2 separate regions of the Homo sapiens genome follow, and region 1 is linked to region 2. The links are chromatin contacts, found by Hi-C or POLR2A ChIA-PET in ENCODE. All regions are on one chromosome and are shown on one strand. The core of a region is the stretch at or near the end of the contact, and the rest is flanking DNA. Distances in the headings are between cores, read along the strand shown.

Evidence for each region. Hi-C counts contacts between places; a loop is a spot of excess contacts on that map. ChIA-PET counts read pairs that join two places held with the same protein, here RNA polymerase II (POLR2A). Pooled maps may share reads with other maps.
Region 1: a pooled map shows a loop between it and region 2 (4-fold over the local background). The contact joins the promoter of USP18 here to the promoter of HDHD5-AS1 in region 2. A Hi-C loop is called at or near these places in 6 of 50 pooled maps. POLR2A ChIA-PET finds 5 or more read pairs at or near these places in 4 of 52 experiments (PC-3, WTC11, activated naive CD4-positive, alpha-beta T cell and 1 more).

Annotation. Positions count from the first base shown.
Region 1 is chr22:18,145,267-18,152,436 of GRCh38, reverse strand. USP18 (ubiquitin specific peptidase 18) reads right to left here and starts at 2,267. Exons shown (of 11, transcript NM_017414.4): 1 at 2,215-2,267. LOC124905076 (a long non-coding RNA gene) reads left to right here and starts at 3,223. Exons shown (of 2, transcript XR_007067999.1): 1 at 3,223-3,337; 2 at 6,497-7,170. RefSeq lists an enhancer at 2,207-2,526.
Region 2 is chr22:17,154,571-17,161,858 of GRCh38, reverse strand. It overlaps HDHD5-AS1 (HDHD5 antisense RNA 1), which reads right to left and starts at 2,470. Exons shown (of 2, transcript NR_024483.1): 1 at 2,022-2,470. HDHD5 (haloacid dehalogenase like hydrolase domain containing 5) reads left to right here and starts at 2,582. Exons shown (of 8, transcript NM_033070.3): 1 at 2,582-2,733. The coding sequence starts at 2,608. RefSeq lists a silencer at 2,571-2,900.

The sequences.
Region 1 (7,170 bases), core at 1,018-3,517, 990 kb before region 2:
CCCGAAATGTTATCCTTAAGCTTCGGGGAGAGGTGAGCAACGGAAGGAACTGGCCCAGGCCCACCACTAAAGAAGCCCCAGGACCAATCGGGGTCCTCAGAGAAGCCCCAGAAGAGCCAGGAACAAGCTGCAGAAAACCTGGGGAGGGTGGGGCCTCCACCCAATACTCCACTCACAACTGGACTCTCTGCCAGGAAAGCCAACTCCAACATTTAGATGCCCTAAAAGGAACAAAATTAACCTGCCAGGAACATGATTCAAGCAGCCTCGGTGTCTTCCGACCCACCCCATCATGGCAACCACAATTGTAGACCGCAGTCTCGATGACGTGTTCACATTATTTTGCATTTCTTTTTTCTTTTTTTATTTTTATTTTTATTTTTGAGACGGAGTCTCCCTCTGTCGCCCAGGCTGGAGTGCAGTGGCCGGATCTTGGCTCACTGCAAGCTCCGCCTCCCAGGTTCACGCCATTCTCCTGCCTCAGCCTCCCGAGTAGTTGGGACTACAGGCGCCTGCCGCCACGCCCAGCTAATATTTTTTATTTTTAGTAGATGGGTTTGCACCGTGTTAGCTAGGATGGTCTTGATCTCCTGACCTCGTGATCCACCTGCCTCGGCCTCCCAAATTGCTGGGATTACAGGCGTGAGCCACCGCGCCCGGCCTATTTTGCATTTCTTGAGTAATCGTAATATGCGGGTTAGAACACACGGATTACAACACTTTGGATGAAAAACCACATAATAGGGAAATTTTGGGACTACTCTCTCTCAAAAAAAAAAACAGCTCGTGGAAAAACTAGGACTTACCTTCTTTGAAACTATGTTTATGTTAAGCATTTTCCCCTTTGTAAGCTCATCATTGTGTAAAAGTGTCAGAACTGTGCAACACATTTTTTAACAGTCCAAAAGCAAGTTCTTTGATAAATCAATATGAAGCCGTGCACCTGTGTTACTCTCCCTCCCGTTTTGTTCCTGCGAACACATCGGTAACCTGCATTCACTCTCCATCCAACTCTGTTCAATACCAGAAAGAAACTTCAGATGAAATGCTTTTCAGTATTTGCCTTGTTTTCTGGAACAACTTTAAAGTACAAATTATACCTAAATAAGTACAAATTAAAGCCTCTGCTTTAATTTTCAAACACTTTGAACCCAGATTTTCAGGGGTCTCAAAATGGAGTTTTGTGTTTAAAAGTCTAAATTTAGCTTTCTTCCAAGGAAAAGGGTGTGAAGAAGAGAGGTTAAGACTAAAATACTCTGATTTGCAGAGTTTGACAACATCCTTCCAATTTCTCAATATGAATGCCCACTGACCCAGCCATTCCACTTCTAGGAATTTTCCACCGATATATTTGTATGAATGTATACATAAAATTATATTCATTGCCGTATCTGTGCCAGTAAAAACTGGAAACAACCTAAATCTCCATGCATTGTTTAAACAATGTACTTCCCATACCATGTATCAGGTTTTTTTGTTTGTTTGTTTGAGACAGTTTCGCTCTGTCGCCCAGGCTGGAGTGCAACGGTGCGATCTCGGCTCACCGCAACCTCCGCTCCCGGGTTCAAGCGATTCTCCTGCCTCAGCCTCCCGAGTAGCTGGGATTACAGGCATGCGCCACCACGCCAGGCTAATTTTGTATTTTTAGTAGAGACGGGGTTTCTCCATGTCTGTAACTCCTGACCTCAGGTGATCCTCCCTCCTCGATCTCCCAAAGTGCTGGGATTACAGGCGTGAGCCACCGTACCCGGCCGAATCAGTTTTTTGTTTTATTTTTAATGCCATTAACACATCTATATGTCCTGCCATGAAAAGATGTCCATAATATACTCAGTGGACAAAGCAAGTTCGAAATGATTTTAAAGACTTGTACATAGAAACATTTCTGATAAGGTACAAACAAAAATGATACTGAGTGGAAGACTGCGAGACACATTTGTCTGCATTGTTTGAATTTTTTTACAAGCTTACAACACTTCTGCAATTTCTTTTTTTGTTTTAATTAAACACAAAGTCATGTCAAAAGTCCAAATAACTATATTAGCTTAGAAAAAAATTCACTGGCCCAAAATATATGCACGTAGTAAATACAGATCACTATCATAATTTGCAGAGCACAATTATTACTTAATTCCTTAATTATCTGACTGGCATAGGAGCAGAGTTGGATGTCTGTGCTAGAAAGAAAACTTCCAAAATGAGCCCCGAACTTGCCTCAAGCGCCATGCAAGCGTCCAGCCTCCGCTGCTGAGTTCCACGTCGGGACTGAGCCGGGGACCGAGCTGGGACCGAAGTTCCGCTCCGGGCCCGCCTTGGTCTGGCCCCGCGCTCGTGGCACCCCGCCCAGCTTTCGTTTTCCACTGAATGGAAAGCGAAACTTACAGCGGCCTCCGCGCCGGGAGCTGGGCGCCAGCGTGCGGGGAAACCCTGCCGGCCCGAGCTTCCCGCGGCTGCCGTTGCAGCCGCGCACCTGCTCCAGACTTCCAGCCCTCGCTTTTTTTTTTTTTTTTTTTTTTTGAGACGGAGTCTCATTCTGTCGTCCAGGCTGGAGTGCGGTTGCGCTGTCTCGGTTCACTGCAAACTCCGCCTCCTGGGTTCAAGCGATTCTCCTGCCTCAGGCTCCGGAGTAGCTGGGATTACAGGCATGCGCCACCACTCCTGGCTAATTTTTGTATTTTAGTAGCGATGGGGTTCCGCCATGCTGGCCAGGCTGGTCTCAGGTGATCCGCCCGCCTCCTAAAGTGCTGGGATTACAGGTGTGGGCCACCGCGCCCGACCTACAGGCGCCTTTTTATTTGCGATTTTAAGGTCCTTGCAATTAGCCTACGTGTTAGAGTCATTTGGCGTTTGGTAGTATCCATGGCAGCATTTTTTCTTTCTTAATGCTATTGTATTTCTTGGATCGGGTGTCTTCACATCACCGGCCTGTGGCTTGGATGCGGCACATGGTGTAATTAGGAGCTCCCCTGTGGGCATGCAGATACAGATATTTCTCCACTTAAGAAGGGGTCAGGGGGCGCGGTGGCTCACACCTGTAATCCCAGCACTTTGGGATGCTGAGGCAGGCGGATCACCTGAGGTCAGGAGTTCGAGACCAGCCTGACCAACATAGTGAAACCCCATCTCTACTAAAAGTACAAAAATTAGCTCGGCGTGGTGGCGCTTAATCCCAGCTACTTAAGAGGCTGAGGCAGGAGAATAACTTGAACCCAAGAAGCGGAGGTTGCAGTGAGCAGAGATCGACAAGAGCAAGACTCCGTCTAAAAAAAAAAAAAAAAAATGGGGTCAAGTCCCAGTGAACCCATCATGAAGTCGAAACATCGTAAGTGAAACCACGGTAAGTGATGGACCATCTGTGTATATATAAGGTTAAGAGATCTGTAACATGCACACCGGAAAGGCTTATTACCTCTTTAGAGATGTATTTCTTGTATGTAGACTCATGGGGGTAGGGGCAGAAGGGTTATCTGCTAGGGGCCTCAAACTCCAGCCGCTGGAATTTGCGCAGGAAAGCAGGGTACAATTCCCCCAAAGCGATCATTCTTTCTGAAAGCCGTCCCCGCAGCAACAGACAAATAGCCTCCAAAAACCCAAAGCTGCCAGAACCTCACTGAAGCGTTGGTAGGGTCTGCAGTAAGGTACAAAATACCATGGCATGAAGATGTATAAACGTGTCCATAATAGGGTGGATGTGTGTTAGAAGCATGAGCACAGATATACACATACAGGCTATCCACACGTCCATCGTCAGCCCAGACTCCGCTTACATTGCTGCTGGAACGGAGGCAGTGTCGCCCACAGTGCAGCATGTTCTCCCTGGAAGGCTGGTGGACTTTGCGCAGTATGGTGTTTACACAGGTACACGGTGGTGGGCGCAGGGTCCGTCCTCATTATATTTGCTGACCAATCAGTTATATAACCAGCTTCATACATCTGGTAAGTCTTGTCCACAAACAGGAACCTCAAAAACTCAAGTGAGGGCAATGAGGAGAGGAGGTTGCAAAATTTGATAAAATATGCTAAATACAGCAAGTCAGTAGAAGGCTAAGGAGCAAGCTGCAGTTGCTTGCAGCAACTATCAGCAGAAAACTATTAATAGTCAATCCAATGATTCTATCTGAATCTTGGTAGGTCGGTGGAGCAAAGTAATTGGTGTTGCTGCCCCAGTGCAGAATGGACAAGGGTGAACCTTGGGTTGGAGGCTGGACTATATAATGTAAGGATCCATTACACTTCTATGGGGCTCTTCCTTCCGTCCTTCATGGTACCCTCCTGAACAATTCCGTGCTAAGGCCATCAGGTGTGTCAAGCAAAGTGGGCGTTTGTGTAGTATGTTCCACAGTGGCCCAAGCAGGGTGCTGGACTGGAGCAGGTTGAGGAGGGTGGCAGCACAGTGGGGCTGCCCAGCACAATGTCAGACACAAATGGGTGCTGGTGCAGCCCGGCCCAGGGTCACAGCCCAAGCAATTTGAAGATGTGGCACATCCCGGTATTGGAGTGGCCCAGTGTGTGGTGTCCAGGGAGGGCAGGGTGCTGGTGGAGATGACAGATTAGTTACATACAGGGGGATGACCAGGTAACTGAATGTATTAAGGATAATTGGAGCCAGAGTTGAAACTCTCAGAGATAGGAGTTACAAATAAGGAAAGGGAGAATGAGCCCACTAGTGTTGAACTGGAATTGGACTTAGCAGTGTGGATCCATGATTTTCAGTATGTATACACAGATAGATAAAGAAGTACAAGGCGGGTGGATCACGAGGTCAGGAGATTGAGACCACCGTGGCTAACACGGTGAAACCCCGTCTTTACTAAAAATACAAAAAATTAGCTGGGTGTGGTGGCACACGCCTGTAGTCCCAGCTACTCGGAAGGCTGAGGCAGGATAATCATTTGAACCCGGGAGGCAGAGGTTGCAGTGAGCCAAGATTGCATCATTGCACTCCAGCCTGGCGACACAGCGAGATCCCCTATCCAAAAAAAAAAAAAAAAAAAAAAAAAAAAAGAAGTACATGTGGAGGTAAACATGTGTATACATGCATACATCCCCTGACTTGGTCTGTAGGGGGCCTGGGAACAGTGACACCCCAACAGTACATCTTGCACCCAGATCTTGGTTTCTAATTCCCATTCTCTAGTAAAAGGAACCAATGTTGCTTGGAGAAATGGCTGTTTCTGGGGTTAAGGCAGAGAAAGTACAAGATGAGCCTAGGACATCTTGTTCTGCCAGCAAGTAAGGGAATGCTCCAAGAATGATGGGGATGTTTCAAAACGATGCAGAAGCCAGCTCCAAGACCATGCTCCCACTGGCCAAATTTGGAACAACTTGAGCATTAAAAGAAATGATGATTTGTTTTGTTTTGTTTTTGTTTTTGAGACGGAGTCTCGCTCTGTTGCCCAGGCTGGAGTGCAGTGGCACTATCTTGGCTCACTGCAAGCTCCGCCTCCTGGGTTCACACCATTCTCCTGCCTCAGCCTCCCGAGTAGCTGGGACTACAGGCACCCGCCACCACGCCCAGCTAATTTTTTGTATTTTTAGTAGAGACGGGGTTTCACCGTGTTAGCCAGGATGGTCTCGATCTCCTGACCTTGTGATCCTCCTGCCTCGGCCTCCCAAAGTGCTGGGATTACAGGCATGAGCCACCGCGCCTGGCCTGAAATGATGATAGTAACATTTCGACCTGTTAAATAAAATGGGAAGCCACACTTCATACCAATAAAAGTAGATACTGAATAAATTAAAAGTTTGATGAGAAACAGGATATTTACACAGTTTCAAAGTACTCTCCCACAAAATACATATTATTAATTACCATTATTACATACATGTGATACAGGTTCATTCTGCCCGCATGCCATAAATCCATCACTGTGACAGGTTTTGTAAAAGAGAAAAGATTTATTCGCAAGGCAGCCCAGTGAGGAGGCAGGAGAACAGCTCTCAAATCTTCCTCCCCAAAGATAAGTCTTAGGGATATTTACCGGTGAGAGAAGCAGGGTGGTGTAAGGTATGGGCAAAGGTGATTGGCAGTGGGGGAAAATGAGGCAGTCGGTGACCACTGCAAGCATAGTCAGGGTTCGTGGCACTTCACAGGGCACATGTTCAAAAAATGACAGCCTTAGCGTGATCTGAGGGTGTCGCTTGGGGCCTCTGATGTCAAAAGGCCACTTCTTTTGTTTGCACAAGCCTACTTGAAAGCTCACGGTCTCAACTGGTTTGAACTAGGCAGGAGCTGCCCCAAGTTCCTGAAAAACAATTTGAACGATCATGACAGTAGTGACATACATGTTATCTGTAAGGAAGCCGGCAAGGTTAAGTTACAGCGCTCAGTGGCGCGGCCTTCAGCTTCACAGAAAAAAAATAACAAAAGCAAGTGACCCAAAGCAAGCAGGGCAGGCTAAATTGGGCAGACCTAATCAGATGAACCCCATGGTCTCATATGTAATATTACATTATAACTATAAAGAATGTAATTAATGTAAATATTCGGTACAAGAAAGTCATCAGTGCGGGGAACACTGGAATTGCGTGCCACCAGAGGACAGAGTGGAGCCAGCGCGGTATCACTTCTGTGCTGTTCCCATCGAAGGTCAGTAACCGGAACCCCTTCGCCAGGACGCGGGTCCTGGCCAACCCAAATCGAGGGGCATTCTGCAGATCAGCTGGTCTGCCATCTTCAAACGATTCATGAAAATCAAAGACAGCTTTGAGGAACGGCTCCAGACTGGCAGAGACCAAAGAGGTCATAGATGAACAGGAGATCCCCAACTGGATCCTTTGGCTGTAAAGGACAATATTGGCACAACGGGTGAAGCTTGAATGGGGTCTGAGGATTAGGTGGTAGTAACTTCACAGGCGGGGATTTGGGAGAAATGCAATGTCACGTGGAAAACTGACTCTCAAATAGTTCAAGAAGGAAGTTCTTTGGACTATACTTGCAACTTTTCTGTAGGCTTAATACTGTTTCACAATTTTAAAATGTAAAATAATAGTACCAGGTAGTAGTTTTTTATTAAGACAGATTGTGCTTTTTGAAAGCATTGGTGGAAAGATTTCTCAAAATCATGCGCGAAAGAGTTTATAATGAAATTGTGTAATATTTGTTTCAAAAGAAAGTGTGGGCCCTGAGAAGCATTTTCTGTAGTTTACACAGTATTTCTGCCAATTTGG
Region 2 (7,288 bases), core at 1,221-3,720:
CTCTGTTGCTCAGGCTGTAGTGGCACAATCTTGGCTCACTGCAACCTCTGCCTCCTGAGCTCAAGCGATCCTCCCACCTTAGCCTCCTAGAATAGCTGGGACTACAGGTGTGTGTCACTATGCCTGGCTAATTTTTTTTTTATATATATATTTTGTGGAGACAAGGTTTTGTCACGTTGCCCAGGCTGGTCTGGCATTCCTGGACTCAAGTGATCCACCTGCCTCGGCTTCCCAAGTGTTGGGATTACAGGCATGAACCACCATACCCACCCAACTCCAGCTTTTTTTTTTTTTGGAGACATAGTTCCGCTCTGTCGCTCAGGCTGGAGTGCAGTGGCTCAATCTCAGCTCAGCTCTCTGCAACCTCTGCTTCCCAGGTTCAAGTGATTCTCCTGCCTCAGCCTCCCAAGTAGCTGGGATTACAGGCACACACCACCATGCCTGGCTAATTTTTGTATTTTTAGTAGAGACAGAGTTTCACCATGTTGGCCAGGCTGGTCACGAACTCCTGACCTCAGATGATCCACCTACCTCGGCCTCCCAAAGTGCTGGGATTACAGGCATGAGCCACTGTGACCGGCCTTTTTTTCTTCTTTCTTTTTTTTTTTTTTTTGAGATAGAGTCTCACTCTGTTGCCCAGGCTCGAGTACAGTGGCACGCTCTCAGCTCACTGCAACCTCCACCTCCCAGGTTCAAGCGATTCTCCTGCCTCAGCTTCCCAAGTAGCTGGGATTACAGGTGCATGACGAGCTAATTTTTGTATTTTTAGTAGAGACGGGTTTCGCCATGTTGGCCAGGCTGGTCTTGAACTCCTGATCTCAGATGATCCGCCTGACTTGGCCTCCCAAAGTGCTGGGATTACAGGTGTGAGCCACCGCGCCTGGCTATGCTTTTGAGGAGCCGATTGTCAAAAAAAACTGTGGGCATGTTTAAAAGCCATCATACCAAGAAATTTCTAATGACTAAATCAGTTTCTAGGTAGTTTAATAGAAGGAAGGGATTAGGAACATTGCAATCCTAGAGAGCTATGTCCCCTGGCAGGGTTTAAGTGTCGGGCTATTGTGAGTTTGACTGACTTGAATTAGTCTTCCAAATTCTGATTAGCTGTAGTTGAACTGAATTAAGATCTTGCCCTTCAAAGCTGAGGACCAAAGGACACCGCTAACTACTTCTTCATTTTATTATTATTATTATTATTTTTTTTTTTTTCAAGACGGAGTCTCACTCCGTCACCCAGGCTGGAGTGCATTGGCGCAATCTCGGCTCACTGCAACTTCTGCTGCCTGGGTTCAAGCGATTCTCCTGCCTCAGCCTCCCGAGTAGCTGGGACTTGAGGCGCCTGCCACCGCGCCTGGCTAATTTTTGCAGTTTTCAGCAGAGACGGGGTTTCACCATCTTGGCTAGGTGGTCTTGAACCCCTGACCTCCTGATCCACTCGCCTCAGTCTCCCAAAGTGCTGGGATTACAGGTGTGAGCCACCGCACCCGGCCCTATTTTATTATTTTTAAAATAGAGAAGGGGTCTCCCTATGTTGCCCAGGCTGGTCTGGAACTCCTGGACTCAAGTTTTCCTCCCACCTTGACCTTCCAAAGTTCTGGGATTACAGGGGTGAGCCACCGCACCCTGGCCTGCTAATGTGTGAGCTAGTGCAGTCTCTGTCCATATCCTCGACTCCCTCTCTGCTAGTGCTAAGTACATTGTAGGGTCCCGCGTTTTTAGCATAGCTATACCTATGAATGGGCCAAAGAATCTGAGGGCATCCTACACATTTCAAACGGTGGGAATGGAGACCTCTTTCCTCCAGCAGAATCTCCCCTCATGACCGGGGGACTACCAGATCCAGCTCTGCTAAGGGCCTCCACGGACGGAGTCGGCTACCTCTCCACTTTCAGTGACCGAAATCCATTCTTTGTTCATTCACCCTTGTGTCTACTCCGGGAAACGCGCAGCGGACACAGTCGTGTTCCCTAAGTGTTTGCTGACTTAGTCATCTGGCCCTCTCTGGAGTAGTCATTTTGTACCTTGTACTACATTCGTGCCTCTACCTCTCCGCAGTGCGCGCGGGGGCGGACTCACGTGCGCAGTCTCCCTATGCGCTGGGAGGGCGTCAGCAGGTTTACAGAAACAATGAAAGACTTAACAATTGGCGCGCGACGAGCGTCCCTTGACTGGCAGGGGCCCAGAGGACCTGAACATCACTAAGGGTCTGCCCCAGCGGCCCGGCCCTGAAGTCAAGGTTGAGACCCCCGGCCCAGACAGTCCGCGAAGCTGAGGGAGGCCGGCCTGGGGCCTGCCGCGCAATGTTACCGGGATCCGCAGGCACAGGGCGATAGTACGGACGCCGCCGCCCAGGCCGTGCCCATTGTGCGCCGCGGCCAGCTCACCGCGATCTCGGTCTAGGAGGCGGCGGGACCCCGCACTTCTTCCTTGCAACGGAGCCCCTTTGGCCTGCGGGTCGAGTTCCATAGGCGCCCGACGGGCTCCGCGCGCTTACAGGACTACAACTCCCGTGATGCCGCGCGCGCCGACCGCTGATTGGCTGTGCAGCGGACGGACTCGCGGGGGGGGGGGGCCGCACGCCGTGCACGTGCGCACGGCGACGGCCGGATGGCTGCGTGGGGCTGTGTGGCTGCGCTCGGCGCGGCGCGTGGGCTTTGCTGGCGGGCGGCGCGCGCGGCTGCGGGGCTCCAGGGCCGCCCCGCCCGCAGGTGCTATGCTGTGGGCCCCGCTCAGGTGAGGACGTCCGGGTTCTGGCCGAGCCACTCGCCACTCAGGGCCGGAGGCGGGGCGGGGAGCCGCGGGGAAGGAGGGGCGGCCGGGCTGGTATCCCAGCCTCCTGGGAACTGCCTGGACCGTCGTCGCGCCCGAGTGCATCGCGTTCTTGCTGGAGGGCGGATGCGCCCTGCCTTCCTCTGACTCGCTGGCGGCCTCGGAAACGCTACTCCCGCGGGAGAGCGCTCGTGGGACGGCCTGGGCCAGGCTGCTTGTCAGCCCCTGCGCTTCCCGGCAGTTTCCGCGTCCCTGTTTTCCCTGCGCGTCTTCTGATTTCCACCATGAGGACGTTTGGGTCGTGATTTTCATCTGCATGTGGAGGAAACTGGGCCGCGCGCCGGGAGCCGCGCCTGCGGGTGCTCCGCCCCCAAGTGCCTGTGGGTTTGGTGCGGGCCTTGGGTTCAGTTCAGCTCGCTGTGACCTCGACTGAGCGCTGGAGGCTCCGCGGGCGGGAGCAGGAGGGCTGGAGCCGGCGCCTGCTGTGTGCCCGGCGCGGTAGTGATGTGTGAGCCTCCCCGCAACTTCTGAGAAGGTGTGACCTTGTGTGGTCAGGAAGCCGAAGCTTGACGAGTTTTCAAGTACGTTTTCTCAGGTCCTGCAGCTGGGAGACGGCACAGGACACTAAACCAGGTTGGTCAGATCCACGGCTCTCACGCTCCCTTGGGCCGTTTTGCCTTTTCTGGAAAAAGGAATCACTTTGTCTTCTAAACGCACAAGTAATATTTTACATTAACATACGGATTTCACAGTAATCCTTGCATTTTTTTTTTTTAGACGGCATCTCTGTCACCAGGTTGGAGTGCAGTGGCGCAATCTCTGCTCACTGCAACCTCCGCCTCCCGGGTTCAAGCGATTCTTCTGTCTCAGCCTCCCGAGTAGCTGGGATTACAGGCACCCGCCACCACATCCGGCTAATTTTTGTATTTTTAGTAGAGACAGGGTTTCACCATGTTGGCCAGGCTGGTCTCGAACTTTTGACCTCAGATGATCCTCACATCTTGGCCTCCCAGAGTGGTGAGATTACAGGCATGAGCCAGTGCACCCGGCCAAATTACTTGCATGAAAAAAACACATAGTGCTTACTTTGTGCCAGGCACTATTCTAAGTACTTCACAGTTATTCGTATAATCTTTATAACAACTCCGAGGAAAGTACTATTATTAGTCTTCCCATTTTATAGATGGAGCAGAGGCACAGAGAGGTTAAGCAGCTTACCCAAGGGCACACAGCTGGTAAGTGGCAGAATCTGGAACTCAGGTAGTCTGGTGCCAGAGTCTAAGCTCTTAACAGCTGTATTATTTTTATGATTTTTAAATATGGAGCAGCTAAGGTTCAAAGCAGCTGAGTGACTTGGCCAGTGTCACATAGCTAGACGTGACCAAGGTGGAAGTTTGAAATTAGAATATGTTGATAAAAGGACTTACAAACTGTCAGGATATAAATATAAGGAAATATCGCCCTTATTTATAACTGTTGTATTGGCTCTAGCATCTCTGCAGAGTCCCGAAATGTCTCCAAGTGACTCTTCCGGTAGAGCAGAAAAAGAAGAATGCAGGATGACAGAGTTTGAGCACGAGCTTTAGAATTGAATCCTGTGCAGTCTGTTAGCGGCTTCACTTAAGGCAATTTACATAGCTTTCCAAGCTCAGTTTCCCCATCTATGTAATGGATCTATTACTTGTAATCCCAGCTACTCGGGAGGCTGAGGCAGGAGAAGCCCTTGAACCTGGGAGGGAGGTTGCGGTGAGCGGAGATCGGGCCATTGCACTCCAGCCCGGGCAACAGATCCTGACTCTTATCAAAAAAAAAAAAAAAGAAAATTAACCTTAGTTTAACTTTCTTGCTTTACCAAGTTTTTAATTTTTAAAATTTTTTACTCTTTTGTAATAGCACTTAGTTTAAAACACAACACATTGTACAGCTGTACTAAATATATCTTCATTTATATCATTGTTCCATAGCTTTTTTCTTTTGTGTGTGTGTGTGTGTGTGTGTGTGTGTATGTGTGTGAGACGGTGTCTAGCTCTGTTGCCCGGGCTGGAGTGCAGTGGCGCCATCTCGGTCCACTGCAACCTCTGCCTCCCAGGTTCAAGTGATTCGCCTGCCTCAGCCTCCCAAGTACGTGGGATTACAGGCGCCTGCCACCACGCCCAGCTAATTTTTGTATTTTTAGTAGAGACGGGGTTTCACTGTGTTGGCCAGGCTGGTCTCGAACTCCTGACCTCATGATCCGCCTGCCTTGGTTTCCCAAAGTATTGGGATTAGAAGCATGAGCCACCGTGCCCAGCCAGCTTTTTTTTTTTTTTTGAGACGGAGTCTCGCTCGCTCTGTTGCCCAGGCTGGAGTGGAGTGGCGTGGTCTCGGCTCACTGCAAGCTCTGCCTCCTGGGTTCACATCATTCTCCTGCCTCAGCCTCCGGAGTAACTGGGAGTATAGGTGCCTGCCACCACGCCTGGCTAATTTTTTGGATTTTTAGTAGAGATGGGGTTTCACTGTGTTAGCCAAGATGGTCTCGATCTCCTAACCTCGTGATCTGCCCTCCTTGGCCTTGCAACATGCTGGGATTACAGGCAGCTTTTTTCTATTAAAAAAAATTACAGGTGTGCACCACCACGCCCGGCTAATTTTTTGTATCTTTGGTAGAGATGGGGTTTCACCATGTTGGCCAGACTGGTCTCGAACTCCTGACCTCATGATACGCCCGCCTTGGCCTCCCAGAGTGCTGGGATTACAGGCGTGAGCCACAGTGCCCTACCTTAAAAAAAATTTTTTTTTTTAACTTTTGTTAAAAATGAAGACACAAACACCTACTAGCCCAGGCCTACATAAGGTCGGGTCAGGTAATTGATATCACTGTCTTCTGCCTTCACACCATGTCCCATTAGAAGGTCTTTAGGGGGCAGTCATATGCATGGAACTGTCATCTGCGATAACAGTGCTTTCTTCTGGATATCTTCTGAAGGACCTCTCTGAGGCTCTTGAGGTGTCACTCTTATCAGAAATATGTCCATTGTGGTTTGCTTGGTTTCTTTTTTTTTGTCATAGGTTTGCTTGTAAACAGATAATGTACCATAAACATTCTTCTCTAGTAATGAAAACCTTTTGGCGTTGGAGTTCATGTTTCAGACTTTTTAAGGAACTTGAGGTCTGTAAAAGCTGCTGAACCCTTCACTGTGAATTTTCTTGGATGTTCTTTTCTTTCTGTGGCTACCTTTTCTCTTGCCTCTTCTTCAGCTATGAGTTCCTGTTCCATTATAATCTTAAGGGACCATTGTATATGCAGTGTGTCATTGACTGAAACATCGTTATGGTGCGTGACTGTATTACCATCTTGCATTAGTGTGGTACATTTGTTATAATTGATGTACACCTTCACTTTTTATGGTACTGGGTGCCTGGTTCTCTGTGTACATCCTGAAGGTTGGGGAGGGGTTGGAGTGATGGGTGAGGGAGCCTTATGGATATTGCTCAATTTTCCTGAAAACTTTGCTGTTCTAAGTAGCAGGGGCTATGGATTCTTATTTTTAAGAAAGCAGATCTTGGGCCGGGCGCGGTGGGTCATGCCTGTAATCCCAGCACTTTGGGAGGCCGCGACGGGCGGATCACGAGGTCAGGAGTTTGAGACCAGCCTGGCCAATATGGTGAAACCCCGTCTCTACTAAAAATATAAAAAATAAGCCAGGTGTGTTGGCGCGCGTCTGTAGTCCCAGCTACTTGGGAGGCTGAGGCAGGAGAATCACTTGAACCCAGGAGGCAGAGGTTGTAGTGAGTCGAGATTGCACCACTGCACTCCAGCCTGGGTGACAGTGAGACTCCGTCTCAAAAAAAACCAACCAAACAAAAAAAAAAAAAAAAGGAAAGCAAATCTTGTGACTGTTTAGGCAATGACCGTTAAAACTATGTATGGTAAATTTTGCAACCATTGTACAAATGAGCTGTTTTTTAACTATGTAAGTTTTCAAAAATTCAAAAATGGGGAATAATATGAACCCCTGTGCCCATCTCCCAGATTGAGCAATGATTAACATTTTTCAACACCTGCTTTGCTTATCTCCCTCCTCCTTTTTTTGTGGCTCTAAGATTTTAAAGTAAATCTCTGATTTCTTGTCATTTCAAACCTAAATTCTTCTGTGTGTACCTCTAAGAAAAATAAGGACATTCTGGCTGGGTGCCATGGCTCACACCTGTAATCTGAGCACTTTGGGAGTTGGAAGGATTACTTGAGCCCAGGAGTTCCAGACCAGCCTGGGCAACATAGGGAGACCCTGTCTCTACAAAAGAAAAAAAAAAAAAAATTAGCCAGGCATGTGGTGGCACATACTTGTAGTCCCAGCTACTTGGGAAGCTGAAGCAGGAGGATCCTTTGAGCTCAGGAGGTTGAGGTTGCAGTGAGCTGAGATGACACTAGTGCACCCAGCCTTGGTGACAGAGTGCGACCCTGTCTTGTCTCAACCAAAAAAAAAAAAAAAAGAAAATAAGGACATTCTGAACATAACCACGATGCCAGTATCATACC